Linked DNA regions of Mus musculus: region 1 is linked to region 2. Evidence: chromatin loops called from intact Hi-C (ENCODE). Cell type or tissue: left cerebral cortex. All regions are shown on one strand. Links, peaks and the distances in the headings refer to the core of each region. The heading gives the core; the rest is flanking DNA. Region 1 overlaps Treml1 (triggering receptor expressed on myeloid cells-like 1). Region 2 overlaps B430306N03Rik (RIKEN cDNA B430306N03 gene).

What was found. Peaks named below come from ENCODE experiments on the same cell type or tissue, not always from the same donor. Only the 100,000 strongest peaks of a DNase experiment are listed, where the experiment ranks them.
Region 1: it touches region 2 in a loop (10-fold over the local background); 4 of 42 quality-filtered maps call a loop at or near these places.

What each region holds. Positions count from the first base shown.
Region 1 is chr17:48,367,047-48,382,930 of GRCm38, reverse strand. Treml1 (triggering receptor expressed on myeloid cells-like 1) reads right to left here. Exons shown (of 6, transcript NM_001289457.1): 6 at 15,755-15,884. Among named protein-coding and RNA genes, the nearest start is that of Treml1, 15 kb to the right of the region's middle. In left cerebral cortex, for the core only: no CTCF peak of the experiment used is centred there; DNase peaks (open chromatin) are centred at 6,617, 7,382, 9,304 and 9,749; H3K27ac peaks cover 2,682 bases.
Region 2 is chr17:48,316,915-48,332,798 of GRCm38, reverse strand. B430306N03Rik (RIKEN cDNA B430306N03 gene) reads right to left here. Exons shown (of 6, transcript NM_177083.4): 2 at 15,757-15,884; 3 at 13,585-13,648; 4 at 11,694-11,821; 5 at 10,330-10,388; 6 at 6,288-8,862. The coding sequence ends at 8,614. Among named protein-coding and RNA genes, the nearest start is that of B430306N03Rik, 8.7 kb to the right of the region's middle. In left cerebral cortex, for the core only: no CTCF peak of the experiment used is centred there; DNase peaks (open chromatin) are centred at 5,947, 6,856, 8,379 and 9,574; H3K27ac peaks cover 1,226 bases.

The sequences.
Region 1 (15,884 bases), core at 2,754-10,753, 51 kb before region 2:
ACTTTTGTTCACTTACTGGCTGCCTGGTGGCTTCTTCCTCTTGACCTAGGGTTGACTTTATCTAGCCCTTGGATTAAAGCTCTGGCCCATAGCACAGATTTTTGTTTACAGTAAACAGAAAGCTCTAGAATCAAGGGCTGAGCCACCACAATTAAAACCAGTTCACAATCTCCCTGTTCACAATGAGGTCAAATATCCTGAGACAGGGAATGGGGAAAGATACTCATTCTGACTATATGTATGTCAAATAACCATGTCAAAAAACATATCCGTCTATACAGAAAAGGAAAGCATTACCAGAGTAAAGAAACAGCCTACAAGATACGGGGGGGGGGGGGGGGGGGAAGCCTAACAAACAAAAACAAAAAAACAACCTTTGTCTAGTATCTTAGGGGTTCTGTTGCTGTGATAACACATCCTGTGCAAACATCAAGTTGGAGTGTCTTAGGGCTTCTGTTGCTAGGTACAGACACACCATGACCATGGCAACTCTTATAAAGGAAAATATTTAATTGGGGCTGGCTTACAGTACAGTACAGGTTTAGTTCATTAGTATCATGGCAAGAAATGGCAGTGTGCAGGCAGAAATAGTGCTGGGGAATTAGCTGAGAGCTCTACAATGTGATCTGTATGCATCAGGGAGAGAACTGGCTTGAACTTCTGAGACCTCAAAGCCCATCCCCACAGTGACACACTTCTTTCAGCAAGGCCACACCTACTAATAGTGCCATTAGGCCTATGAGGAATATTTTTACTCAAACCACCACATGCCACTCCTGGCCCCCTAAGCTTGTATCTGTATCATAATGTAAAATACATTCAGTTCAACTTCAAAAGTCCCCGTAGTCTACAACAATCTTAAACTTATTTAAAAGTCCAGAGTTCAAAGTCTCTTCTAAGGTCTATTCAGTCTCTTAACTGTAACCCCCTGTAAAATCAAAATCAAAAAGCAGATCACACACTTCCAAAGTATCATGGCACAGGATATACATCACCATACCAAAGGCAGGAAAAGGAGCGCGGTGAGGAAATACTGGACCATAGCAAGACAGAAAACTAAGAGGACTGTGTTAGCCAGAGCCACGTTGACCCCATGACAAGATGCAAACTGCCAGTGTGGGAAACTAAGCCTATGTTTCTGTTTCCCAGAACTGAGAAGTCCAAAACAAGTCAATTCCAAGACAAACCACCCCTTACAAGCAGCCAGTTAGGAGCTGTCAGGAGCTGCCCCATCAGCTAGCCTGAGTTACTCAGCAAAAGTCCCCAAAATCCCCCAGAGCGTTAACCAATCACAAAGGCACTCACACCCCTGGAGATAGGCCCAACAAATCAAATGAAAGTAAAAGTCACCCACTCCTACCTTAAAGGCTTGAAATTGACCCTGTGCGGTGGTTTGAATAGTGCCCAGGGAGTGACACTATTTGAAGGTGTGGCCTTGTTGGAGGAAGTGTGTCACTATGGATGTGGGCTTTAAGACCCTCAACCTAGCTGCCTGGAAGCCAGTCATCTCCTGTTTGCCTTTGGAACAAGAGGTAGAACTCTCAGCTCCTTCTCTAGTACCATGTCTGCGTGGATGCCATTCTTCTTGCCTTGATGATATTATAAGAGTTGCCTTGGTCTGTTCACAGCAGTAAAACCCCAAGACATCCTGCAAAGCTCTGTCTTCCATCCTGATGTATGGTAGACCCCTGCATGCTGGATTGCTGCAGAATAAACACTCTTTGCTGTTTCGTACTATTTGAGTCTGGGGTATCATTCTTCAGCAAATCAAGGTCCTTTTAAGAAGCAATAGTTAGGCAAACTCCAAACTCTGCATTTCCCACTCTAATGTCAAAGCACTCTTCAGATCTCTAACTCCTTTTAGCTTTGTTGACTACAACACATTTCTTTCTCTTGGGCTGGCTCCACTCCCTGTTAGCAGCTCTCTTTGGCAGGTATCCCACAAATCTGACATCTCCAACATCTTCAGGTCCCCAAGGCAATCCAGGCTTTACCCTCACAGCTTCACATAATGGCCTCTCTATGCCTCCATGTAGGGACACCCCTGACAAATTCCTGACCTCAGAAGCTTCCCTTAGTGATGGAAGCAGAGTCCATAACCCCTTTCTTCTATCCTTGACTCTAAAACCAGAGCCACTTAGCCAAAAGCTGCCAGTTTCTGCAGTTTGCTGAGGCTAGAACATGGCCCCCCTTGTTCATTTACATCTTCACCAGATCTATTCTCAATGGATTCCTTCACTACCTAAGCTTGGGTATCCTGGAACTTGTTCTGTAGACCAGGCTGGCCCTGAACTCAGAAATCTACTTGTCTCTGTCTACTGAGTACTGGAATTAAAGGTGTGTACTACCATGCCAATACCTAAGCTTTTCCTTCATTCATTTTCACAAAATAAAAGCTTAGCTGGGTCGAGTTTCATCCTGAGATCACCGCTGTGCTTATGCCATCTAACATCGGGCTTTTGCTTAATCTTTTAATCTCCTTAGACAGAGAATTTAGCTCCATTGCACCTCCTGGTACCCTTTTTCCTCCTTGAACTGCACATTTCATATTTTTCCATGCTAGGCTTGGTCTATTTCATAAAGACACTCTTCATAAGGGTGGACATTAGTTATCACACCACAGCATCTATACTAGACTATTTCGAGATTTCCTTTGCCAATAGACTTAATCTAAAATTCTTAACTTTGGCTTCAGGCAGGTTTTTCAGACAAGGGTAAAGAGCAGTCAGATTCTTTGCCAAAATATTATAAGAACTGTTCCTAGGGCACATATTAACATTCTTCTCCACTAAAACCTCTTGACCCAGGCCCCCACCCAGCCCCCACCCAGCCCCCACCGTTCAAATCATCCGCAGCAACCACTGTCTTCCATGTTTCAACTAAGATGGCCATTAAGCCTCACTTAAAGAATCCAATTAATTTTCTAATCTAAAGCCCCAAAGTCTACATTCCTCCAAACAAAAGCATGGTCAGGCCTATCACAGAAATACCCGAGTACTTGGTACCAACTTCTGTTTCAGTTGGGGTTTTTATTGCTGTGAAGACCACAGCATCTCTCTCTCTCTCTCTCTCTCTCTCTCTCTCTCTCTCTTTTTTTTTAGTAACATTTTTTATTAGGTATTTTCCTCATTTACATTTCCAATGCTATCCCAAAAGTCCCCCATACCCACCCCCACAATCCCCTACCCACCCACTCCCCCTTTTTGGCCCTGGCGTTCCCCTGTACTGGGGCATATAAAGTTTGCAAGTCCAATGGGCCTCTCTTTGCAGTGATGGCCGACTAGGCCATCTTTTGATACATATGCAGCTAGAGACAAGAACTCTGGGGTACTGTTTAGTTCATATTGTTGTTCCACCTATAGGGTTGCAGTTCCCTTTAGCTCCTTGGGTACTTTCTCTAGCTCCTCCATTGGGGGCCATGTGACCCATCCAATAGCTGACTGTGATCATCCACTTCTGTGTTTGCTAGGCCCCGACCACAGCATCTCTTATAAAGGAAATATTTAATTGGGGCTGGCTAACAGTTGAAAGGTTTAGTCCATTATCATCATAGCAAGAAACATGGCAGTGTGCAGGCAGACATAGTGCTGGAGAAGGATCTGAGAGTTCTCTATCTTGATCCACACATAGCAGAAAGAGAAGTAGCCTGAGCTGAGATTTCAAAGCCTAACTCCCACAGAGACACACTTCCTCAAGCAAGACCACACCTCCTCAACAAGGACACATCTCCTAGTAATGCCACACCCTAGAGGTATAGTGAGGCCATTTTAACTCAAAATACCACAGGCAGAAAAGAATTCATTTGATTTATACTTCCATTTTGCTGTTTAGTATTGAAGGAAGTCAGACAGGAACTCAAACAGGGTAGGATCCTGGAGGTAGGTGCTGATGCAAAAGCCATGGAAGGGTGCTGCTTACGGGCTTGCTTGGCATTTCCTCCACTGAGACTCCTTCCTCCCTAATGACTTTAGCTTGTGTCAAGAACTGTTCACAAAACCAGCCAGCACATCCAAAATATATCAGACAAGATTCATATCCAGGAGACTAGGGAGATAGTTTAGCAAGTAAGAGCATTGCTGTGAACAAAGGGACCCATGTTCAGATCCCTAGAACTTACTTAGAAGCTAGGCAAGGATGAAAAAAATATGTATACAAGATGTAAAAAAGCTGTAATAATTAAACACCAAACTCTAAAGCATCCAATCAGTATATGGATTAATAACAGGATCATTTGATAGGGATAATTATAGCTTTCATCAGACTCTCCTAGAGTCTGTGCTTGTAAAAAGTATTGGAACCACTGACTTAGGAAAATGAAGGAAAACAGGTGGTTATAATTCTAATGTTCATTATAAAAAGCATGCTGGTTCCAGAAACTGATCGTGGCTCTGGGGACACATGTAGCACGTTAGGATAACCACATAGATGTTAGATGGTGGATAAAAATGAGCAGATGGTGGATAAAAATGAGCAAGATATGATACTAAAAGCCAACTTAGCATCCAGAGTAAGCTAAGGAAGGCAGCAAGGTGTGGCATTAATGGGGACCAAAAGCTGGTGTCTTTGGGCTATTTAATTCTCTCTTATTCTTATTCAGAATAGCTTTTGCTATTCTGAGGCCAAAATCTGAAGGCTTCTGGCAATTAACTCCTGCTGGGAGGAGCATGGGATTAAGAAAAGAAATGTAGTTACTTAGACTCTATACTCTTTAACTCAGAGGCTGCTTGTCTGACCAGGCAAGAGGCTCAGAGATTGTTGACTCTTTCTGAGCTACAGAGAAAGAGAGAGAGAGAGAGAGAGAGAGAGAGAGAGAGAAGGAAAGGAAGGGAAAGGAAGGGAAAGGAAGGGAAAGGAAGGGAAAGGAAGGGAAAGGAAGGGAAAGGAAGGGAAAGGAAAAGAAAGGAAAGGAAAGGAAAGGAAAGGAAAGGAAAGGAAAGGAAAGGAAAGGAAAGGAAAGGAAAGGAAAGGAAGGGGAAGGGGAAGAAGGGGAAGGGGAAGAAGGGGAAGAAGAGAAAGGGGAAGGGGAAGAAGGGGAAGGGGAAGAAGGGGAAGAGGAAGAAGGGGAAGGGGAAGGAAAGTAAAGGAAAGTAAAAGAAAGGGAAAGAAAGGGAAAGAAAGGGAAAGGAAAGGAAAGGAAAGGAAAGGAAAGGAAAGGAAAGGAAAGGAAAGGAAAGGAAAGGAAAGGGAAAAGGGAAAAGGGAAAAGGGAAAAAAGGGAAAAGGGAAAAGGGAAAAGGGAAAAGGGAAAAGGGAAAAGGGAAAAGGGAAAAGGGAAAAGGGAAAGGGAAAGGAAAGGAAGTCAGATACACACAGAGACACACATACACTGAATGAAGCAGAAAAGGGTTACATTGCTACTTTATTGTTGTTCTTAGTTTTTATACCTTTTAGACAAAAAAAAAATTACCCATAGCAGGTAGAACCGTTACAGCAGGATAATTGATTACATGGTTTTCTAGTCACTTTTACATTCCATAAGTTCATAGTAAGTATAAGGCAATAGTTCATGTCATAGGTTGATAAAGTTTAAGGAGTTACAGCAGAATTGTGTACTTGTCTTTCCATTAAGACTAGCACCTAACTAAACATTCCTTATCTGTTTACTAACTCCACAAGTTCATTATAAGTTCAAAGCAATAGTTTTTATATCACAAGTTAGCAAGGTTTTGTGACGAGAAAAATTATCTGCCTTGTGTCCTATTATTTTGAAGTATTGTATAGCTAATTTAGTCAATAATTTATTTTCTGTCCTTACACCTACAATAAATTGTCTATTCCCATTTTGTGACCTTTAGTTACCAGATAGTGGCCCCATTCCTAACCTAGAAGAAATATTCTTCTTGATCATATACTTGTTTCAAGTCTGCTTTCTTTTCCTAGTGCGTTTAGCCCAGGAACATGAAGGTTTACAGGGCTGTATTTGTAGCTTTTATTCTACAGAGATTACTTGTATCAATTCAGGAATTCTAGACAATCATTATCAGGAATTATGAATTCATCAATTCATCTAAACAGCATTATTACATGAAAGTACATCTTCATATTGATTCTCCCAAAAAGGTGGACTGATGCCCAGGAATCATTAGGCTATGTAATAGTAGTAGCAGGACAGGCATATCAGCAGTGAGAAGCAATCCTGGGACAAAGTCTCTGGGATCTATGCCTCTCCGAGAGCACCCATGGCAGTCATGCAAAACAGTGGGCTATCTCCAGAAAACTCACTCGCTTGTTATAGCCTTTTCTACATGGTTCTTGGTATATGTATATATATTCTATATATATAGTCACAGTGACAAATTATATATTATATATAAGCTATACTATATATATATATATATATATATATATATATATATATATAATTTTTCACTGTGTCCTCCAAGCTTGGACCATGGTAGCAATAGAGTGGGAAGGGGTGCCATTCTGTCTAGTTATTTCTAGCACAATTCATTTGTGATTCTGTTCTGGAATGTGAGATGTTCAAGAGTCAAGGGATAATCCCAAGATCTACTTCCTGAGTCTCAAGACAGATGAAAATTATTCTGAGATGCAGAAAAAACAGATTTTGGGGAAGACTGAGAGGCATGTGCCTGGAGATGCCTGTGAGGCAGCCAGACAGAGCTGTGGAGGAGGCATCTGAGTGTGTGGGTCTGACATCAGTGAATCGATGTTCCTGAAAGCTATGGTATGGAGGGAGGGCATGTCCTAGTTTGCTTTCTGTTGCTGTGAGAAACACCATGACCAAAACAACCTGGGGAGGAAAGCATCTATTTTACTGATCACAGCCCAACATGGAGAGAAGCCAAGGTAGGAATCTGAAGGCAGAAACTAATATAATAGTTTTTCTCCATGGATAAAACAAGCCAATTCAAGCCAAATTAAAAATATAAAAGCAGGTTTATTGGGGGCAGTTCTTGAGCAGGTTCACTGGTCTCAGAGAACAAGGTCAGGGAAATTGCCTTACAGACAGGAAGACAAGAGAGATGGGAGCAGAGAGAAAAAGAGAGTGCACATGCACAGAGAGGAGAAATGGAGAGACAGAGACAGAGACAGAGAGAGAGACAGAGAGAGAGAGAGAGAGAGAGAGAGAGAGAGAGAGATAGAGAGATCTGGGGTCCTTTCATCTGCAGCACACTTTTGGCACACCTGGTGCCAATAGGTGGTAACGTAAGCAATAGGTTCCCGAAAGCATGCCAGTGGAAATGCCTCTGTACTAACAGGGTTAGGGTTAGGAGTCCCGGGTTTGAAACCTAAAAAAGACCATGGAGGACCGTTGCTTACTGGCTTGCTTCCTCTGGATTGCTTTCTTTACAGTTAATTTTCCTAGGAATGTAGCCACCCCCAGTGGGCTGGGCCCTTCTACATAAAATAGGAATCAGGAAAATGCCTCACTGACATGGCCACAGGCCAATCTGATGGAGGAGTCCCTCTTTCCATCTATGTCCATATTTGGATCAGGTTGAGGAAAACCACCCAGCACAGGATATTAATGGAATGAGTATAGAAAAAAAAAGTTAAAAGGTTGGTTTAGCAAAAGAACCCAAGAATAACTTGTAAGCCAAGAGGAAAACAAGAGGACATGGTGATCTAGATACACAAAGAAAGCAGTGTTGGTAAAAGAGAGCCTTTAGAGGTGGGGACTAGGAAGATGGCTCTAAAGTGCTTTCCACCCAAGTATGGGGACCTGAGTTTAAGCCTCAGAACCCACAGGTATGGCCACATGCACTTCTAATCCCAGGTCTGGGAAGGAAGAGGCAGACAGTGAGGTCTACCTTTGGCTTCCTGGCCAGCTAGCCTCTTGCACGCCCCGGACTGGCCAGCAGTAAAGACGCTGCAACAGGATCCTTCTGCACACGTTTATTGGGAGAGCTTGATTGCAGAGGCAAAGAGACCCCGAGCCCAGAACTGGTGCTGCTTATATAGGCCTAGGAGAAGCGTGTCTCACACCTGGATTGGTTATGCACTAAGCCTCATTTGCATATTCCTCATCTGATTGGCTACTCTCTCTCTCTCTGTACCTCACAGAGCCTCATTATCATACCTCATTTGCATGTCTCACATCTGATTGGTTATACTCTCAAAGCCTCATTATCATGCCTGGGCCAGGCAGTGTCTTTGCAAAAAACTTTACTGCATATGTACACATTGGTTGGGTTGTTTGTCCAAACTTATGCGTGGTGGCTAGCAGTAGTCAGTACCACTCTGCAACGGCACATGTGGCTTCCCACACTAGCCTAGCTAAAAAAGCACATGTTTGGTAGAGACCCTGATGTAAAAGTTAAGATGGAGGGTACTCAAGGAAGTACTCTTGAGGTTGACATGTATATATGCACAGAAAGAGGTGATCCATTCATGTGTTAGATATGTATGTGGTTGAAATAATGATCTAGGAAGCAGATTAGATGGGAAGGGCTCTAAAGAGCAAGTCTTGGGGGTCTTTCATTAGAAAAAAGCAAAGAAGAGGCAGAGGCGCTGGTCTGTGTTATTGAAGAGAAAAACCTTGGGTTGAGATGTAGAAGGAGCAGCACAGAGAGAAAGGAATTCATCTAAAAGTCAAGCAGTGGGAATAAGGTTAGAAGCATGGAGGAGCAGTGCAGGCAGGCAGATTGATGGACAGAGTGCCCAGACACTATCAGAGGTGCTGACACAAGAACAAAGCCACATGGAAACACTGAATGAATGCATAGTGGGATTGTTAGGTGTTCTTCAGGTTGCTGGTGCCTCTGTAGAATTCCAGCAATCCTCTCAGAACACAGAGAGAAGTGGCCGCTCTGTGCACAGCTGTTCATTAAGAAGAATTCTTCAGAAAGGGACTGCTGACCATGGCCATGGTCATTCAAGCCTTAGGCTACACCAGATCCTACCTTGGCTATCTCAGTGTCTCCATCAGATGGGAGAAAGGAGGCTTAGATGTGATGGGTTTGGGGCTATCTGAGAGTTCAAGCCCATAGCTACTATTGGTGTATTTTCTTACACTATTTTATTGGATTCTTATATCTACCTCCCATCCAACCCTCATTCCACCCTAATCCCTTCCAACCCCCTAACACTTGATAAAAGAGAAGGAAGGTTAAAAGGGAAAGGGGATGTAGACCTTTTTAGGCTACTTCCTGCTGATTATGGGTATTGAGTTTCCTTGAGGCAAATCCAATCTTCTTCGTTAGGATATTTCCAATTTCTCATCAAACCACAGTAACAGCAACCAGGAGCAGTTGGGGGACCTCTTGGGAGGATCAGAAGAGGAAACAGGGAGGGGGGAGGAGCTGGCTTTTAAGGTGGGTGTTGATAACATCCAAGCTCAAGTCCCCATTCTTACCCAGCAGGCGTCTTTACCCATAGAGCCATCTCTCCTGGAAGATTATTTTATTTTTAAGTTAATATAAAGTAGCCAGTTTCCTTATGGCATTTTCTCACATACTTAGTTTGGTTGACATTGCCTCATGCTCCTTTCTTCCCCATCTTCCTGCACTACCCTCCTCCCCACACCCCCACCCCCACCAATGACTATTTGTATGCTTCTGACTCTGGTATGCTCACCAAGAAGCAGTATCTTACAGTCGGGGGATGTGGAGTGAAAACAACAACTGGAGCTGATTTGGAACTTGTGAATATGGTCTTTTGTGCCCTGACCTTTGCCATGTGCTTGCGGGAAAGTAGGAAAATGGCAGGCCTTCAGATATCTTACACTCCCCCAGGCATTTTCCCACATGCTACGCCTGGAGACAGTTCTGATTCCGGTCACAGATGTTCTCTGTATAAATAGAACTGTGAAGTGATCTTTAAGATGCAGGATTGCTTTGAAAGTATACGCTCCCCCTCATCTCCTCCACTGGCTTCCTAGCTCCCTAACTGTTCAGCAGTTTTTCTTTGTCCATTCGAGGGAGAGTCGATGGACCGACATCCCCCAAGGTCATGGTGCCCTTGGCCTGACCTGCTTCACTACTAACTGAGATCTGCTGCTTAATAAGGAAGATACATCTTAACAAACAAAAATCTTGTTTCGTTTTGTATTTTGGAGAGAGAGAACGAACATGAAGTTGGGTGGGTAGGGAGGTGGAAAGGATCTGGCAGGAGATGAGAGAGGGAAAAATGTGATCAAAATATATTGTGTGAAAAAAATTAATAAAAAATAAAAAGGATAAAACTTGTGTAGGTCTCTGCTGTATTCCTAAGGAATCCAGACCTCAGATGGACCCCAACATTTGGACCACAGGTCATCATGGGCGTGTCCCTAAGCCATAGCCTGTGCCCTGTCTTTTAAGGTTTGAGGAGCAAATGCCACTTGCAGGTGTCTCCCTTCTAGGTCTTCTTTGTTCCTCTTTTCCATGTGTCCTCACCCCAATTCCTACCTTGACAACATAACTTGTCCCAGCTGCCTTCTCTGCCCACGGGATTATTGTATGGCCCTTTGATGACTATCTGCATTTCATTTAACACTGAGCTTTAATGTTTTAATCTCTCAGGATGCGGGGGTAGGGGGTGGGGGGTGGGCAGAAAGATAGCTCAGTGGTTAAGAGCTCTCGCTGCACTTCCAGGGGTCCTGGATTCAATTCCCAGCACCCACATGACAGCTCACCACTGTCTGTAACTCCACTTTCAGGACTTCTGACACTTCCACACAGATACACATGCAGGCATAAATGCCAGTGCACATAAAGATAATAAATAAATAATCTCTCAAAGGAACATGGGTAAGGGTTCCCACTTCTCCCTAGCTACATGTTAATGTCTCATCCTGGCTTTGTGGGAAAGGGTGGAAATTTAGGGGCACACAGAACTCATTTAAGTTATTGTATGCCCCTCCAGAAGCTATTCAATATCTTGAATAACTTTTGTCTGGAGGAATATGGAACAGTTTGGGACTTTGCACTAGAAAAGTGATTGGACACTTTGAGTGAGGCTTAAGGGTCCATCCTAGTAGGAACATAGAAGACAGTGCTGAGGGTAATTCAAACTTTGTGGGGCCAGGCTCAAGAGATTTCAGAAAAGAAGAATATTAGTAAATGGCCTGGAGATTATTCTTGTGATATTTTGTTGAAGAATGTAGCTTTTGCCCTTGTCCAAAAACCCTGCCTGAGGCTAAATGGAAGAGTTTTGGATTAACAGCTTTGTCAAGGGAGACTTCAAAACAGTAGAGTATTAACTGTGTTGTGTTGTTCTTGCCAGTCTTGTGCAGATTTGCAATGAAAATGAGCAAGCTGAGCAAGGAAAAAATATAAAATAAACAGATTGAGGAGAAAAGGGCACCAGGAAGTATAATAGGTCTAAGTCTTGTGTAGAGAGAATTTTTTGCTTCTTTAAAAAACACAGAAATATTATTAGAATAAGTTTTTGTTGTAATCCTAGGTGTGGGATATGGGGCTGCTTCAGATTGTCCACAGCAGCTGACTATGATTTGCCTTGTACTCTAACTAGGATGTGGATTTGCCAGCTGCAGACAGTTTCTGCAATTGAGTGACATCTGGAATTCTGGGGACTTTTCAGAGGATATATAAATGCTGGGGTCCTTAGAGGTAGATGGGTTGTTGGTTGGTTGTCGTTGGTCAAAGTTTGTTAAGTAGTCATGCACAAAGAAAAAAAATAACAAGAAGAAATTAGATATCCTGCTAGCAAATATCTAACTTGCCCCAAGGAACTCGATGTCCCTAGTTGCCAGGACATAGTCTAACAGTAACGTTGCCCACTTTGCCCAATATCTTTTTTTTTTCTCTCCTATCCAGTGTTAGGAGGTTGAAAGAGTAGAATAAAAGAGGTGGAGGAGGGTGGAAGAAAGAAGAACCCACAATGTAGTAAATGTAGGCTAACAGATTAATGAAAAACTGATGCTAAATAGAACAAGGGGAGTGAGGGGCAGGTGAGATGGCTCAGTGGGTAAGAGCACCCGACTGCTCTTCCGAAAGTCCAGAGTTCAAATCCCAGCAACCACATGGTGGCTCACAATCATCCGTAACAAGATCTGACTCCCTCTTCTGGTGTTTCTGAAGACAGCTACAGTGTACTTACATAAAATAATAAATAAATCTTTAAAAAAAAAAAAAAGAACAAGGGGAGTGGTGTCCTCAGGACAAGACCTCACTCAGAGAAACTTACAAACTATAAAAAGAAATTAAAGAAAAGTTTAAGGCCAGGCATTTAGCTCATACCTTTAATCCTACCCAGCATTAAGGGGCAGACTCAAACAAATCTCTGAGTTCAAGGCCAACCTGGTCTACAGAGTGAATTCCAAGACAGTTAAGCTTAAACAGTGACGGAAACCACTGAAAATAGAAAGTTGGTTGTGATGGTTTGTATATGCTCTGCCCAGGGTGTGGCAATATTAGAAGGTGTGGCCCTGTTGGAGTAGGTGTGCCTTGGAGTAGGTATGTCACTGTGGGTGTGAGCTTTACAACCATCATCCTTGCTGCCTGGAAGCTGGTATTCTGCTAGCAGCCTTCAGATGAAGATGTAGAACTCTCAGCTCTTCCTGCACCATACCTGCCTGGACACTGCCTTGATGATAATGGACTGAACCTCTGAACCTGTAAGCCAGCTCCAATTAAATGTTGTTTTGGTAAGAGTTGCCTTGGTCATGGTATCTGTTCACAGCAGTAAAACCCTAACTAAGACACTGGTGGAAATGTATTTGAACGAAGGGGCTATATTGCAACCCCAGACAGCAACAGAACTTGGCTGCAGACATGTGGTTCTGGCTTTAGAATCAAGAATATGAGATAGGGGTTATGGAATCTCCCTCTACAACTAAGAAAAGCCACTGAGGCCAGGTGTATTTCATGGGAGAGGGTGTCCCTATATGGAGGCTTAAGAGGCCATTGCATGAAGCTGTAAAGGTGAAGCCGGGAGCCTCAGAGACCTCCAAGATGTTGGAGATGCCAGAGACATGGGATACCTGCCAAGGAAAGCTGCTAACAAGGAGTGGAACCAGCCCAAGAGAAAGAATGTGTTGCAGTTAACAAAGCTTAATGGAGTTGGAGCTCTGAAGAGCACTTTGACATCAGACATCAGATGCGGTTTGTAGGTTACCCAGCTGGTTTTCAGTCTGACTTTGTTACACATTTCCTTGTTACACTCCCTTTCCTCCTTTGGAATTCTGTGCCAATGTATGTTAGAATTATGTGATCTTTTTTAATTTTGATTTTACAGGGGTTATAAGTCTCTGAAGAGACTTTGGTCTTTTAAACATTATTGAGACTGTTATAAACTATGGGAATTTTGAAGTTGGACTAAATGCATGATATGGCTACAAGTTTATGGGGACCAGGGAGGGTAATATGGTTTGAATAAAAATGGCCCCCATAGGCTCACTGGGAGTGGAACTATTGGGAGGTGTGGCCTTGTTGAACTAGGTGTGGCCATGTTGGAAAAAGTATATCCCCGGGGGTGGGTTTTGAGGTTTTATGAAATGGAAGCCAGCTGCAGTTAAATGCTTTCTGTGATGGCTATCCCAAGTTGTCAACTTGACTATATCTAGAATGAACTACAATCCAGAAATGGAGGGCACACCTGTGATCCAGATCTTGAGGCTGAAAGACACAGGCTTTTGATTCAGATCTTGAGGCATAGTGGGTATGGAAAGCTTAGGCCCACGCAAGGTGCTACACATCTTTAATCCCAAGCAGATCTCTGAGTTCAAGTCTGAGTTCAAGGCCAGCTTTGAAGAGAGTAAGTTCCAAATCCAGGAATGGTGGTGCACACCTTTAATCTGGGCCAGACCTTCTGCTGGAGGCCTACATAAGGACATTAGAAGAAGGCAGGTGCCTTCTTCTTCACCTGCTTGCACTTACTTGCCAACACATCTGTTGGAACCTACTTCTTCAGGATTCCAGTTTATATAGAAGGGCAGCTGGAACACCTAGCCCCGTGGGATTGAGAAACTACTAGATTCTTACACTTCCCATTTACAGCTGCCCATTGCTAGTTGGACATCAGGCTGTAAATCATTCTAATATATTCCCTTAATATACAGAGACATTCCATAAGTTCTGTGACTCTAGAGAACTCTGACTAAAGAACTTTCCTTTATAAGAGTTGCTGTGGTCATGGTGTCTCTTCACAGCAACAAAACACTAATTAAGACAGATAGTAAATAGCACAGAGCTAAGAGTTGTAACCCTTTCCCTGTAGGTTCTCCAAGAACTCACAGTTGGAATGCAGTCAATACTAGGCTGTGGTGATTTGCCTTGTCATTTTCCAGGGTCATAGGGGTACAGGCATGCTCTGTGTCCAGTAGAAACTACTTGGTGGGACCAAAGATATGGAAGCTTAGAGACAGTTTAGCTGGGAAGCACAGAGACAGTTTAGCTGGGAAGCACAGCTATAGCGTGGTAGAGCTGGGACTCTACTCAGATTGACCACTAGGCTCCACAGGCATTCATAGGATCTAGCCTATGGTAAGCTCTCTTGGACCCAGCATTCACACTCTCTGTAAATGAGCATGATGAGAACTTCAAGGAGGGAGGGGGGTGTTTGTCCATAATTAAGATGTCTCATTTGCATGTCTCCTTGTATTGATCTCTTTGCTATGCCTTGCCATCCTCATCCCTATCTACCCAGCTCCATCCTGGCTTCCTTGCCTTCTCACCCAGGGTCCTAAGCTCCACATTCATCCCTTTATATTTTCAATTACTGACTAGCAGACAAGAGCAAGGGACCTGGAGCAAGACAGACTGGGTTCTGCTTTGAACTCTGTAACTCATTAGCTGTGTTTGTTGGTGTTTGTGAACGACCTACCAAGAGCAAGGCTGGTAAGAAGCTCTCTCACCCCCAGGGCTTGAAAATGCTAAGTCCCTTCTGAGAGGGGATGTGGCATCTGTTTCCACTCCTGTCTTCCTCCTGTTTCTTTGTGCTCTTCTCTCCTACTCGGCTTCTGTCCGGAGACTCTTTGAACTCATCAGTAATGCCCCACTCCTCAGCAACTCCCATACCCACCTGCCAGCCCATCAGATGCTGTGGCTAATCATCTGCTCATACGGTACAGAGCAGAAGAGCTTTCTAGACTCAAGCAAATGGATCTGTATTCCCAGGCATCATGACAGGGGCAGGAAGGACTTCTGAGCAAGTCCTTCCAGTCTCACTGTTCTAGAGTACTCTGGCCAGGGAAGAAGCTATGTCCTTGCCGGCACAGCAGCCTCCAGATTAGAGTCGTTCTGGTTCATAAGCCATGGACTAGTGGAGCAGGCTTTGTCTTGCCCGCTCATACCATTAGGAGTTCACATGCTGGGGCCAGGAGAGAAGGGTCGGTCAAGAAAGTCTTTGCTATGTAAATCTGAGGACTTGAGTTCAGTTCCCAAACATCCACCTAAAAAGCTCTCCTGCCACAGGAGATGCTGGCAATCTGAGTTCTGAGGAGGTGGAAAAAGGAGGGTCCTTGGGCTTCTCTGCCCAACCAGCCCAGCTTAATTAGCCCTGAGTAGTGAAAGACCTTGTTCCAAAAAGTAAGGAGAGTGACATTGACCTCTGGACGCGCGCACACACACACACACACACACACACACACTCATACATACACACATACACACACACACACACACTCATACATACACACACACATACACACTCATACATACACACACTCGTAACACACGTATACACTCATACACACACCTGCACACACACACATACATACACACTTACCCACTCGAACGCACTTACATACACATGCACACACACACATATGCATACACACTTATACTCACACATGCATGCACACACATGTGCACTTACATACACACACATGTACTCACACATGCAGGAAGAGCTTATATATCCTCTAGGTTTATTTAGCCAATATGTAATGACGGTAGACCCAGCACCGGGAAGCAGCAGAAAAGAATTCTTTCCCCAAACACCCCAATCATATCGGAGCACCACTCCCTGACTGCACCAAAC
Region 2 (15,884 bases), core at 3,400-11,399:
GCAATTCATACTGAAATCCACATTGTAGAAAGAGCAGCTAACAGGTTGTCTGTGGTAGACTTGTGGCTTTGAGTCATAACAAAAGTTTTCGTTTGGGGTTAAAAAGTGTGAACATTTTTTCTATGCCCAGAGGACTGGATATAGATAGGACAGAAATGTTTTCTTAAATGATGAGAAATACCTTCAAATCTATATTTAGAAGACAATCCAAGGTAATTAAAGTCTTGAGCTTGTGACTGATAACAGTGGTCAGTGCTTTGCCACATTATCAGAACTCCATTGATCAATGCTAAAACTCTGAGCCTTTGAAACCGTAGTGTGACCACAGCAGAGAGTAACACATTTGTATCTTAAATCATTGTTAGAACTTCATAATTCATTTAAGTTTTCCTATCCTCAGAACTTTATGTAACTTGCATTACTTTAGAAGAGTTTTCTTAGACCCTCAGAATTTACATAAATTTAAAACCGTTTTTATTCCAACCATTTCCCAGGGTACACAGGTGGTTGGTTACTGCAAGGTCCTTTAAATAGAGGAATGGTAAAGAGTTTCATCGGAAACCTGTCTATCCTTTTCCGTGAAGCCTGTTAGTCAGGCCAACCTCTCTGTTGAATTTGCCTTTCTCATCAGGAGACCCAATGGCTCTAGAAAGGCTAGATTCTTATATTCTAGAAATGCAGACACCAGGCAGCTGTTGTTCCGTGAAGAACACTTAGCTGCCAACAGCATCAGAGATCTAAGAAGATCTAAAATTACTAGAAATTAAGAAGGATAAACTATAGTGGGGAGTATAATCCTAACGGCCTCTATATCAATAAAATGACAGAGACTTACTGTTACCTGTATGTCCCCAACTATCTTCTTTAGAGACCTTAGGATTGTGGCTAGGATCTGGCATTTCTATCTATTATATGAAGCTTTGCCCATTAAACATTTTAAATGTTGTATTCAGCAGATCTCTGAGAGGTTTTGAGTGCAGTCTACTAAGTATACCAGATTTTAAATAAACTTTACTTGTTTTTAGTTATTTGCTTTAGGCTTAACCCTGAAAACATACCTGGAAGTCTAGATAAGGCTTATTCCTATAAGTAAGTCATGCATCCTGCATGACTACAGTTCTCTACAAATTGAAGAAGTTTGTCGTTTATAATGTGACTGACTACCAAACTTAATGTGTTAATTTTCTTTTGTATAGCAAGTTCATGATTTTTTTTATAAGATTAGGACTCAAACTTAATCCTAAATTGATTAGCATTTTCGTTTCAACAGTATCCCGTAGAAACACCAAACTTGTAGTGCATGGTCTACACTGGGTGTGCTGTAGGCCCAGTAGAATTTAACTGGAAATGCAGTAGCCATTGATACTTCAGCTACATCCAGCAGTAAGAGCCAGTCTTTAGCGATGCATAGCTTGCTACCTATAGCCAGCACACCAGCACTCCACACAGGGATTATCTGGGCTTTCATCCTCTCTTATAGTCCTGCAGACCCAGCAACAAGTTGGTGTCTGTCACCAAAGTCAGCGTCTTCGTTTCGAGGCAAGACAGGCTTTAAGATGCTGTCTTTGTGCTAGAGCTTCCCGAGAGAGCAGAATTTAATGGGATTCTTTTAGGCTTACTTCTCTATGTAAAGTGTAAACTAGGATTGGCAAACTTACTAGAAGACCTTTTGCTTATTTCAAATGACACAGCATCTCTGGTTTGAGAAATGCAGATGCAATGAATGTGAGGACATTTAAGAAGAAACGTTTAAATCGTCATTTGTCCTCTCTGCTGCTTTCGGTTTGGTCTGTTATATGCCATCTTCCTTCTGGTTGGCTTCAGAGCCTCATTTAGCCGTGTTCATCAGGTTCCGTAGCTTAGGAGCCTGCTTCTAGGAGGACTTTCTCAGATAGCCATTGGCTCTTTTCCTGATGAAAACTGCACACATGTTTGTTGATATCTGAGGCTACCTAGAAATCATTTCATGTAACATTCCAGCAAAGTCTTCTGGAAAAAGTCCCCCTCTTTTTTCCCCATAAAAATAATAACAAGAATAACAAGGAAGTAACGCAGCGGGTGGAGGGAGAATCTTGCTAGGCACAGTGACAGACTTCAGTTGGATTTGTGTGTTTCACCATGTATCTTTGTGCCTATGGCTGTGGCCTAAGTCTTTAGGTCTTTCTTAAATCTTTTATTTAGAATAATAAAGATTTTTGCCATCTTCATCTGTCTAAAACCCTGTCCAGATCCTATCTCATGATATTAAACCTCTGCTGGTCCTTCTAAATTATATTTTAATCAGAAGACTCAACTAGAGAAGCTGGTCCCTGCTGTCAGGGTGGCACCAAAATCTGATCAAAGAGATGAGAGGCACCATGTCAGGAGGTGGCCTGGGATCTCATTCATTTGCTCTCTCCCCCTCCCCCACCCCTCCCCCTCCTTCCCCCTCCCTTCCCCTCCCCCTCTCCCCCTCCCTCCCCCTCGTCACCTCCCTCCTCCTCCCTCCTCCTCCTCTCCTCCTCCTTCCCCCTCTCCCTCTCCCTTCCTCCCCACCCCCTTCTCCCCTCTCTCCCTGAGACAGGGTTTCTCTGTGTAGCCCTAGCTGTCCTGGAATTCACTCTGTAAAACAGGCTAGCCTTGAACTCAGGGATCTGCCTGCCTCTGCCTCTGAGTGCCACCAAATTGAAAGCATGCTTCAGCTCCTTGGAACATCTGCAAGATGCACACTGCCTCTGGAGGCAACATTGCCATCTACAGCCCAGAGTGAAGGTCCAGCCTCAGAATTTGGGTTGGGGTCTTGTTGAGGCTCCCAATTGCTAATCCCCCAAACAAGACTAAAACACAATACTCAAATTCTTTGGGCAAGTTAAGCAAGCTTTATTTTCTATTAGATAAAGTTAGCTCCCTAAAGTAGGGTTTGAGGAAATAGCATTGAACATAGGAAAAAGTAGGAGCCTTTTACACCCCCTAGCCCTCCCTCCCCAAAATACTAGAAAGACTAGAGGGTTTTCAAGGGTTGGAGGATTTCCAGAAATTTTGGTTACATAGGAACTTAGCTGAAAACCTCAAAATTATTTGGCAGAACACCTTATCAGGGTGGAGGTCAGGGTACAGGGTGTGGAACATGTCAAATTCCAGAAGATGGGTCAAGACCTGGTTAAATCCAAGTTTTACAGAAGACAGAAATGAAATTATTTTGACCTTGTAACAAGATGGCTCTTAATGTTCAGCTGGAATCGGGCTGGTCCATCAGAGTGTCTTAGTTAAGCATACAGAGGATGTAGTGAAGCCCACAGAGAGTGTGCACTTTACGTGTGCCCCATCTGAGGGCTCCAGGCAGCTTGGTGGGCATCAGGGTTACTGGCTGAGATGTGTGTACTTGAAAACAAGGAGTGCAGAGGAGGAGAAAGATGGCTCCAATCCAGGTGATGAAAAAGCCACACACAGGGTGAAGTGACCTTTCACACTGATTGTCCTTCACACCAAGGTTTGTATATTTGACTTCACACACTGTATTTGAGGTGTTTTTTTTCATTCCATGTCCACATTTAAATGTTGTTTTCTCTGTCTTATAAATATTGACATAGAAACTTGACACCCACACAGACTCTACAGTGGTTTTGCAGGAAAGACCATTTGCACCTCCCTATTTGGGAGAACTACATGATTTTCCAATCATGATTATTAGGACTCTTCACAATTCAAAGATGTGAAGGCAGGGCTCAGGATACAGCTTAGTGATTGAACTCCTTTCTAATTAATGTGTGCATGGCCTTGGGTTGGGTTCCTCAGACCCACAGAGTCAGAAAGAAGAGAAGAAGGGAAGAGAGTCAGAGAAAACAGATGGGAAGGAAGGGGAAGAGAACGGAGACTAGGACAAGACAGAGAAAGAGACAGTGTGCATCATTTATGTATACCTTTATGAATCTGGTATCTCTCTGTGTTTATAAATATATATTATACCCAGCACTTTTAACAAAACAGACAAGTACCCTGGCACTGAACCACCTCTCCAGCCCTACATCTAACGACTCCAGGGAGCTTGCTGGGTATCAGTGTTTCTCTGGCTGAGATGTGAGGTCTTTCTGAGTGCTATTGCTAGTGAAATTAAAAATATGGTGTCCCTCTAGCGTGCACTGTCTCAGGAAGGCTTGTGAAGGCTCTGCGGGTTTAGTCTTCCCGACATTGAAGTTGAAAACGGTTTGTCCTTTTTCCTCAATGAGAACAAGTACACCATTTTATTATGGAGGGGACACGCCGAGGTCAGAAGAGGACCTCGGGGAGTCTGTTCTATCCTTCCACGAGGTGAGTTTCTGGGATCAAAGTCAGGAGTAGTGGCAGGTACCTTTATGTGCTGCGACATCTTGCCTGGCCCCAGATTGTTAGTGAATGTTTGGTCTCAAACCTGGGACGAGGGACTGAGATGCATATTTTGTATATCAAAGCAGACTTGGCCTCCAGGCTCTTCCAAGATCCCTCAGTCCCTACCTGGCATACCTAGCCCTGAACTTCCCCGCTCAGTGGCTGGGCCCACCTTCCCTCAGAGGCTCTTCCCTGAATAATCCAGGCATTCTGGGCTTCTCCAGCTCTCTTTTCCTTCTCTCCCTGTCTCTCCCCCACCCCCAATCCCCCACCATGGTGACTTTAGTGGCCTCGGCCCTTGGGGTCAGTGAACTTGCCTGAGAGCAAGTTCTCACTAAACCTGCCTTTAATATATTGTAATCTGGCTTGCATTATCTCATTTCACTGGCAGAGAAATAGCCTATCAGTGAAGAGGGGTGGGGTGGGGGTGCGATGAATGCGAGGGGAGAGGCTAACTGTGGACTTGGTTCTCTCCATCCACCTTGTTATTGATCTCTGGACTAAACTTGGGTGGTCAGGCCTGCCCTCTATAAGCCACCTCAGCCCCTCTCTATGAATTTGGAAGCCATGTCTGTTTAGCTTGGGCTAGTGGTCTCCTCCCAGCGATGTGCACTGTGGGGCCTGTCTTTGTTTATGCTGCTCATCCTGTAGCTGTTTCAGCATCTCCTTCCGTGCCAAAGTTTTCAATTTGAATCCAGTCAAATATGTGACTTTGTAAAAAACCACGTATGGTTTATGCCTTTGCTAGCTTGTAAGAAATCTTCTACCCTGAAATCATATAAACTTTAAAAGAAAATCATCTATCTATCTATCTATCTATCTATCTATCTATCTATCTATCTTCTTCTTTTTTTCTTCTTCTTCTTCTTCTTCTTCTTCTTCTTCTTCTTCTTCTTCTTCTTCTTCTTCTCCTTCTCCTTCTCCTTCTCCTTCTCCTTCTCCTTCTCCTTCTCCTTCTCCTTCTCCTTCTCCTTCTCCTTCTCCTTCTCCTTCTCCTTCTCCTTCTCCTTCTCCTTCTCCTTCTCCTTCTTGTTTTGGTGGTTTTTGGTTTTTGGTTTTTGGTTTTTGGTTTTTGGTTTTTCGTTTTTGGTTTTTCGTTTTTGGTTTTTGGTTTTTGGTTTACAAGACAGGGTTTCTCTGTATAGTCTTGGCTGTCCTGCAACTCACTCTGTAGACCAGGCTGTCCTTGAACTCAGAAATCCACCTGCCTCTGCCTCCCAAGTGCTGGGATTAAAGGCATGCGCCACCACTGCTCAGCCTATCTATCTATCTTGACTGGTTCTCACTATGTAGCCCTGGCTATCCTGGATCTCTATGTAGATCAGGCTGGCCTTAAACTCACAGAGGTCCACCTGCATCTGCCTCCTAGGTGCTGGCATTAAAGGTATGTGTCACTATGCCCAGCTCATATAAATGCTTATTTTTTTTTCCAAAAGTTTTATTGTTCATCTCTTTATATTTAGCTCCTGCTCCATCTGGAATGTATTTCTGTGTAAAACATAAGGCAGGAATCTAATTTTATTTTATTTTTTCCCCAATATGGGAGAGTGGCTGCGTCAGCCTTTCCCCTGACTGGGAATGTCTGCTCAGTCAAAGCCCACACCTCCCACACAGCTCTAAGTGCCTCAGTCTGTTCTTAGCTCGGTAGCCTCAGCCAGTTTTCCATTCCAAATACAGCGGTAAACGTGAACAGTTTGGGAGTGAGTTTTGGCTTCTGGCAGGGTAAGGCCATCTCATCTCTCCATAGCCTGTTCTCCCAAGTCATCTTTAGCTATGGTTTTGTTAAGAACCTCTGATGTTTTGAGACAAGGTCTAGCTATGCAGCCCTGGTTGACCTGGGTAAAGCAGAGCCGGGCTTGAACTCACTGTGATCTTTCCTCTCAAGTGCTGGGATGAAAGGCACACATTGCCACTCCAGCCTTTGGTGTTGTTTTTCTTTTGTTGTTATTGCCATGGAATTACACAAAGGAATATCTCACTGAGGTGACCTGAGATGCCCCTGAGGCATAAAGGAGAGGTTAGCTATCACCTGGGGTTCCCTGAGCAAGAGGCAGGGAGAATGAAGACCGACCCTCAGGAACAGCTCACACACAAACACATGTTGGAACCTCTGGGAGCTCAAAAGGTTAAGAAGTGTCTCTCCTCTGGGATGGCCAATACAAGGTCTAGAATCACCAAGGTGGCAAGCCCCTGTCCAGGCCTGTGAGCGACAATCTAGCTTAGGTTAATGGAAGTGGGAAGACTCACCCTGAAGGTAGGCAAACCGTAACCTAGGTTTGGGTCCTGGACTCCAAGAGGGGGGAACCTGTATGCATGTGCCACCTAGACACACACACACACACACACACACACACACACACACACACAGACACACACAAACAAGGAGAGAGGAAGTTGAGCACCAGCCATCACCACTGCCTGCTTACTGACTGAGATGTAACATGGCGAGCTGCCTCCGGCTCCTGCTGCCAGGACTTCCCAACTGTTGTGGAATGTACCCTCTGACTGTAAGTTCAACTCACCCTTTGCTGATGTAAGTTCTTTTTTCTCATGGTATTTTATCACAGCAACAGGAAATGAGACGCCTCTTTTCTCCTCAGACACCCCTGGCACAGGGTGCTGGCTTGCTGCAGAGGCCTGAGCTAAGAAGAGGTGAGAAGACGCTCTGGAGAGGCCTCGGAGCCTTCAGTGGTAGCGGATGTCTAGAACCGGCTCAGTCTCGCCTCCAACGTCTCAGCAGTGTAAGCTGCACTGTTGTCCTCTGTTGCATCCTGAGGCCTCTGTCGCTCGGGTCCCACTCCCCTAGTGTATCCCTATATCTAAGCCTTGATTTCCACTGTCCCTTCAGATGTCTCCCCCAGCACATACACAAAGAGATCCGTGAGGGAGCAGGAACCAGAAGTGCAGTGGCAAAAATCAACATCATCGGCAATTTACCGTTTATTACCTGTGAGACCAAGTCTCCCCGTGCCTCAGTATATCTCCATCTGTAAAATGGAGGAATGCATGTAAATAGGAGCGTTTAGGCTCTTCATCCATATAGAGGCAAAGGGACACATTATAAGTATTCCCAACTACATCCTACAATCAATCTCTCTTGTCCTCAAGCTTGAGTGTAGGTCCTGGGAGTCCTAAGTATCTATTGATACTGACCCAGCGAATACTGCTTAGTCAGCACCAGGAGCTCCAGTCTGAAAAACCCTTTTGGGTTTTGACAGCTCATGAGAAGCCCAACCTTCAGGATGAGCCATAGCCAAGAAGAGCAATTCAAGGAATGTACAATAGAAAGCAGGCTTCCAGGAGACGGTGTTGACTGAAGCATGGCCCAAGAGCACGGCTGCAGTTAGGAGGCACGAAGGACCACAGGTCAACTGAAATCAGGAGCAGAGACCAATAACCCAGGAGCGAGATGGAGTTGGGTGTGAGGCTGGAGGTGGTAAGCATCCTGTCTCCCCCAGGCAAATCTGCATCATAGGAGGAGGGCATGGGCAGGCAGGGTGAGGCAGAGTGCTCAGGAACAGGGCCACACTCACAGCATCCCTTCCTTCTCTGTAGCTGCATCTCCCTGCTCCCCGGGGGTCTGCCTCATAGGGACCCCATCCCCCCCAAGGGTCTGCCTCATAGGGGTGAGCAGTCCGCGTCCAGGAACAGCATCTTCAGTGCTAGGACCCTGGAAGGAGCGTGTGGTCTTAGGTGGTACAGGTAGACACAGTTTGCAGAGTGAATGCTAGTCCTCTAGAAGGCCGGGGAGCCCAGGTGTTCTGACAGAGATGTGTGGCTGGCTATGGTAAGGAAGTTCCCACTTTTGACATGGTTGGAAATACCTCAGAAGATCACCGCCTACATCTTAGTATTCATCCTAGCAAGGTCACCAGAGTTCCCTGAGCAGGATGGTTTTAGAAACAAGGGTCAGGCTGGTGTGGGAGGGATTGGGGGTTGGGCAGAATGTCATAGTTCTGCCTAAAGTTCCTGAGGAACTTGTGCAACCGGCTTCGATTTCATGAACCAGGGGGGAAGGAAGTGGTGGTCACACAAGGAAGGGAGGTTAAGGTCACTCAGAGGCGCCGACCCATCTCTCTTCCACACAGAATGTGTTAGCAGCATTGGTCCTAGGCCTCCAGAAGGGTGAGAACAGGGCTCCAGAGTCCTTCTGGATGGCACTTTCAGTCACCTTCCTTGAAGAAAGTGTGTCCTCTGTCATCTGAGGCCATCTTAACTCTGTGTAGGAAGTTGCCCCTCCACAGGGACAGTAGCGTTGTACCTACATGCTCACTGCCCTGGGAGCTCAGCCCTCAGTTGCTGGTCTTCACCTCTTGGGTAATCTGGCTTGGAAGAGCCGAGTCTGTTTCTAGAGATGCTGGCATATTCCACAGTCAGAAGTGGGTCAGGAGAGGGCTTCGGGTAGGGCTGGGTGTTGCTGTAGATGGAGTCCTGAGGGTTTACACGGTTTAGGTGGATGAGAGAGGCATAGCAGATGGTCCCAGTGTCCTCACTGGAGTGGGTCTGCTGATTGAAGCTCTGAAAATCAAAGAAAAAAATGTTTGTTGAAAGAATAGCTCGAGTGGTTAGTGGCCTGTGTGGAGCCAGGACTGGGTGGAGGGACACAGACAGAGTTTATGATGTTGAACATGGGCTGAAGAGATTGCTGGGTGGCTGAACACAGTGGCTACTCTTCCAGAGGACCTGGGTTTAGTTCCCGGCACCCATATGGGAGTGTCTGTTAACTCTAGTTCCAGGAGGGTTGACTCCCGTTTCTACACTGCAGACACTTGGTGTTCATACATACATGTGGGCAAAACACTCAGACAGACAAAATAAATAAATATTTTCTTTAAAAAGAGATGGGATGTGACGTTGGGCTGGTAGAGCCTCTGGGAAGATGGCTGGGAACGTTGCCTCCCTGTCACTGAGCTGAGAAGCACTGGCCTCCCTCCTAGGTTCCAGTTTTAAACTGCAGTCAAGCCTTGCTCTAGGTCCCTGAAAACAAAGGCCCTGTGGGCGGGGACTAAGGAACCACTGATTTGCATATTTTTCAATGATAGGATGGAATGCAGGGTCTTGCTTGTACTTACACAAGGCAAAGACTCCCACTGAGCTACAGCCCTGGCCTTGTGTTTTTGAGACTGGGGTCTCCTTATGTTGCCCAGGCTGGCTTGAAATTGGAGTGCACCATGACTCAGCCTCATAAGGCTTGGGGTTACCAGCATTTCCTGTGAACACACCCTCCCACACTCGCTCCTGGATACACACTCACACGCACTCTGAGGTGGACATGGAATGAGGCTGTGTGTTGAGAGTCCAGGTGTTTTGCTGCTCCAATTTTGCTGCTTCTATTACTCTTCAAGAATTGTTTTAGCGAGTTCTTTAAGGGAACCATATGCACGTTTAAACTTGACTAGGGCTGAGTTAGACAGGGACTTGCTGGGTACGCATTTCATGGTGATTCTAGTGTTATACAGACAGCTGGGTTGGATGACCTTGGAGCCTCCTAATTCTGTGGATCTCACACCTGTAGGTGAGATAGAATTACCCAAGCCACCTAGTTCTCAGGAGGACTTAGAGAACCATGGCTCATCAAGCGTTTTCCAGCACTGATTGGACCAATGGCAGCTGCTCTGTAGTCTGACTGGGCACCTAAGACACAGGAAAAGCTGTTTCCCATTGAGGTGATAGCCAACAGCTCTACCAATCTCTCTCTCTCTTTCTCTGATCTCTCTCTGTCTCTGTCTGCGTCCTCTCTCTCTCTCTCTCTCTCTCTCTCTCTCTCTCTCTCTCTCTCTCTCTCGGGTTTGGGAAACACAAGGAGAAGAAATGCATAAAAAGGAAGCACAGAAGCGGGTCATGAGTACATGAGCAGTCATGAGTGCATCTCACCACTTGAGTAAAGAGAAACCGAGTGCAGTGCAGGTCAAAGTTCACAAGCACAGATGTACACCAGAAAGCCAGGGTTCCCTAAGTCCTGGGGGAAGAGTCATTTTTACTTACAGTGGTCTCCTCCTTCTGGTCTGAAAAGTCTTCATAGATAGGGTGACATTGGTTCTGAACTGTGAGGAAACCAGCCAGGTTAGTGGAAGGACCTCCCATGTACCAACTTACCCACTTCCCATGGCAACCACAGGCTGGAAGAGAGGCCAGCGCCTGGCCGAAGGATAGGTTCTGCCTAGGGAGCCTCCAAGTACCCAGCACTGAGTAGTGTCCAGGGACTCTAAGAAGCCAGATAGCCTGGCTGCCCGTGATTAATCTGTACATTCCCGCTCACCTCCCTGATCAGTTTCCGGGCACTCCCTGTAGATTCCAGATTTAAACATCAGATTTAACTATAATCTGTTCACCAGTGTGGTTATAGGTAGTAAGAGGTTGGATTTCAGGTTTCTTGTGTCCAGAGCCCTCAGTGTAAAGTGTGGCATTTCCTGTGAACATACCTCCCACCCTCGCTCCTGGACACACACTCACACATACTCCGAGATGAACACGGAATGCAAACGTGTGTTCAAATTTTCTCCTTTCTAAGGATTTTTTTTTTTTTGAGCTTAAAAAGAATGATGTTCACAAGCTCCAGGAGTATTCTGATCCGCTCACACATTTAGTCTTGTTGTCCATAGAACTATCTGGCAAGAGCAGTTACAAGCTACCTACTTGGCAAAAATATAGGGTATGACCTATTGACCTACTAATCTTACCCACGCTCCTCGTGTTGTACACTGTGCCCTTTGAGCCATTTTTACATATTTACATATTTGCTACTTTGTATTTTCTGACCTATATACTTCTCTGCACTTCCTTCATATTGAGAAAAACAAAATTTAAAGATGATAGCAACATGCATTTCAATATCATTTAACCAGACAGTCCTTTATATAAACTTATTAACAAGTTGCTAATTGTAAAGTTGAAAAAAGTGGGGACTGGAGAGATGGATCAGTAGTTATGAGAGTGTATTGTTCTTCAAGATAACCCATGTTATCTCAGCACTCACGAGGAGGTGGCTCACAACTCTCCTGTAACTCTGGCTCCAGGGGATCTGATAAGCATCAGGCACACACATGGTGCCCAGAAATGTGTGCAAGCCAAACCTCCATACTCACAAAATAAAAGAATAAAAAATTAAGATGAAAAATGTATATGAGCCAAAATCCTAGCACACCTTGTCGTAACCAAATGGATGGGTTGTTGAGGTGCCCTAGGTAAGCCGACCTGAAAGCTGAGTAGGGCCGGTATGTCATCGTCCCCATGTTACCCACAGCCCCTGACCCCTGGCCTGCCACCTTGTAATGGGCAAGGAAGCCACTTAGACACCTTGCCTTTCAGATCAGTTTCCTTGTCGTCAAAACCAAGCAGGACGGGCTCACCGTTCAGGGCCTTTCTTCGAGCTTTCCTCAGGTACAGGATCACAAGGATGACGAATGTGAGCAGTAGCAGAACAGCCACGACCACCCCAGCAACGATGGCCTTCCACATCGGGCTATCTGGAAAGCTTCTGAACAAGGGTTAGCCAGGTAAGGAGTTTCAGAGCCCAGCACACCTCCTGCCAAAAAACCTTCCCCGGGCTTGCAGTCCCCACAGGTTCTCCCCCAACCCGGCCTCTTCTGAGGTCTCCTGCTCAGCAGGGCAAGGGACCACTCTCATATGCAGCCTCCTAAGTCCTTCAGTCTCCAGAATAGGGTAATGTTGATAATGTCACAAGCCATTGTTCCTTTTCCTGTTTCCATTGTTCCTGTCACTTAGCTCCTCTTGGGTCTCTGAACTTGCTAGCTCCAGCCTCTTTCTTTCACGGGGGGGCCCCTGTTCCCATCCTGTAGCTTTACCTCAGCCCTTCTCTGTGAGACAGTCAGCTCCCAGGAGCACTAGGGGACCTGACACACAGCTCTGCCAGCTAAGTGCACTTCAATATGTCCTACTTGGGGTCTAAAGAAACACCTGGAGGTAGACAAGACCTTCCACATCTGGTTGTCTCGGAGCAGCCTCTAGGGAAGGTATCTGAATGGCAAGGCCATAGAGAAAAAGGAAGTGTTCTCAGGGACATCTCCGCTCAACTCGTTTCCGGTTTAATCTATTTAGGCAAGGAGTGGTCTGCAGGAGCCTAGGGCCCACCATCTTCTCAGAAGCTGGGTTTGGAGAGAAGCAGGTGGCAGAGGCCAATGGCCCAGGGCTTGGAAACCCATCAGCCGGTAGGGTAAGATTCCAGGCCATGAAACCAAGAACAGCAGCTAGTGCCCTTTCTCCAGACTCAACACAGTTTCCTGGCAAGAGCCCTGCTCACACTGAAGGACAAGACAGGGCTGTAAGAATGGCAGAGGTAAAGACAGCAATGTAGTCACATGGGGGGATCCTTGCCACCCGCACCCCAGTCCACCCTCACTGTACTCCAGGAGACAGTGGTACTGAAGAGAGGATAGCTGTGTCCTTCAAAGTACATCTAGTAGTGTCTGGTGGCATTTTTAATGACCACAAGTGTGTTCAGAAAGACACTTGTGCCATTGGCCATTGGCCATTCAAGGCCAAGGACACTGCTAACTATCTTAAGAGGTACAGAACAGCCTCCTGTGACAAGGAATTAGGCAGCTGCAAATAGCAAGAGCCTAGGCTAGAGGCACAGGCCCATCACCCCAGATACAGGAAGCTGAAGCAGGAGGACCAAAAGTTCAAGGTCAGCTTGTGTGGTAGAGTGAATTAAAGGCCAGCTTGGGTGGACTTAAATGAGATCTCAGTCTCAAAATCAATAGCGGAAAGCTGAGAGTCAAAACTCCTGCCCCGAAAATGTGAGGTCTCAGGTTCAACCTGCATCATAGAAGATAAGTAGAAGATAGATAGATAGATAGATAGATAGATAGATAGATAGATAGATAGATAGATAGATAGATGATAGAGAGAGATGGATGGATGGTTAGATAGTTAGATAGATAGATAGATAGATAGATAGATAGATAGATAGATAGATAGATGGATGGATGGATGGATGGATGGATGGATGGATGGATAGATAGATAGATAGATAGATAGATAGATAGATAGATAGATAGATAGATAGGTAGATAGATAGATACAAATATGGAAATATCATTGTAATTTCATTTCACAGATGAGAAAACTGAGCCTATATAAAATGGTCAGAAGTGACTATCTGACTCCGTCCATCCTGTGAGAGTTGGTATCTATCAGAGTGACAGTTACTTGGAGAACTATAGTTAGGAGAATGGGAGGAAGCCCAAGATGGGGGACAGGCCAGGGAGCCTGCAGTACCTGTTAGTGACGGGGCTGTGGGTAGAGGCCAGGGTTGTTGTCCTCCAGGTGGTTGTGGATGAAGCTGTAAGAGACCACAGTGAGTTCAGCATCTGTCTTCTCACCTCCCCAACCCCCCACCCTCCAGCCCTGGAAGAGAAGGAACCCTGGGGCCAGCAAACAAGGACTCAGAATAGCACCATCTACTCTCCCTGCACAGAAAACCAATGCTGTGTTGTGAATGGGGCAGGAGTTACTGTAAGTGACATCTTCTGTTTCCTGTGTTCTTTCATCTCATGATTTTTAGTATTTTCAGTTCTGTGTATGTGGCAGGGGTGATATGTGCAGGTGAGTGCAGTCACCATGGAGACTAGATGTCCTGGAGCTGGAGTTACCAGCTTTAGTGAGCTACCAGATGAGGATCCTAGGAACCAAACACCGGTACTCTGTCAGAGCAGCATGCACCCTTAACCACTGAGCCATCTGACTAGCCCCCAGTGTTCTTTTGTAAAATGTGTCTTTATACACATGTATCTGTATTGTTTGTATGTTTGCATGTGTACACCTGCCTGCAGAGGTTAAAAGATATTTTTAGCCATCTTGACTCAGGTGTAATCCACTTCACTTTTATTTTATTTAATTTTTGAGACTGGGTTTCTCACTAGCCTGGACCTTGCCAGTGAGCCTCAAGGTTCCTCCTGTCTCCACCTCTCCAGCGCTGGGGTTACAAGCACAAAGCTCTGTGACCAACCTATCCTTTAATGTACCTTTGGGGAATTGAACTAGGGTCCTCAGACTTGTGTAGTTTCTTGGATACTTGTTGCATCACTGTGATAAGACACCCTGTCCAGAGCGACACTGAGAGAAAGAGTACATAGTTCAGAGTCCAGCCCATCACAGCAAGGCGACGGAAGTCAAGGCTACGGGGAGCTTGAAGCAGCTGGCTGCAGGTGTATCCAGTGTCAAGGAGCAGAGAGCAATGGATGCGCTCAGCTCACATCCTCTTTTTTTTTTTTTTTTTTATTGCATCCCATACCCCAAGCTTAGGGAATGGTGCTACCCATTTTTAAGATGGGTCTTCCCACCTCAAGCCGAGATAATCTTTCACAGCGGTGCTGAGAGACTTGTCTCCCTGATCATTCTAGGTTCTGACACTTTGGCAACTAAAATTAATCTCTACACGTGGCAAGCATTTTATTGTCTGGATCGTCTCCCCAGTCCTGTGCCCACTGTGTTTGAAGATGTAGGAAGGTCAGCACCTACTGCCTCCACGGCATGAGATGTGCCTGGGCCAAAACTTTCAGAAAAACAGCCTCCAGGCACCCACTGAGCAAAAGTGCGGGGCATGTGCTACTGCAGCAGGAAAGCCCTGGGACTGGGATTGCGAACATATGGACATCATGTATGAATGCAGATGAAAGTCCCAAGCCACTGCAGTCTTCAGCATGAAATACACGGAAGACTCAAGATCAGCAGCAGTACTCTGGACCACTGTCTGAGAGCTCAAGAGCTCTCGCTTGTCAAGGGCAGAGCCCCGAAGAGAACTCACATCTGCCAGCCTCCCCGACGAAGCCTCAAGTCGGCCTCACTTTCTACCTGTCTCCTCTGAGTCCACATCTCTCAGTGCCCTGCCCACTGGCTATGAGATCTCTCCACCGCCCCTGGAGAGAGGGTTTCTGATGGGATTACAGGCAACGGGTGTTCAGGAATGGAAGGCTGTGAATGCATGGGGGAACTCTGAGATCCAGCCAAAGAAATAGATTTCTGTTAGCAGCAACGAGGCAAAAGTGTTCAGAGAAACCAGTAAGAACCAGCCAGAGGCCAGCAAGCTTGGGGTTCAGCTGGCCACTGGCTTTAAGCGGCTGGTGGCCTTAGGGGAGGGGCCATTCTTCTCTACGCCAGTTTTCAGCAACTAGAGCAGTGATTTTTCAGTCTTCCTAATGCTGTGACACTAAGACAGTTCCTCATGCTGAGGTGACCCCTAATCACAAAAGTATTTTGTTGCTACTCTGTAACTGTAATTTTGTAACTATTATGAATCATAATGTAAATATCTGATATGAGACCCCTGTAGGGCTCTTGACCCACAGGTTGAGAACGTCTCTACTAGAGGAAGCTGTTTCTTGAGTCCTCTCCAACTCTGGAGCCTTGCAACTCAGGAAGGCCGAGAGCCACATGGAAGGGGAAGCTCACCTTTTGACACCACCAGGTGAATACTTCTGAGATAAATTATCCTGGTATTTACAGCGATCCCACAGTGATAGATGCCCGAGTCACTCATCTTGAGCTTAGTCATGGTGACAGTGAAGAAGTTGAAGCGA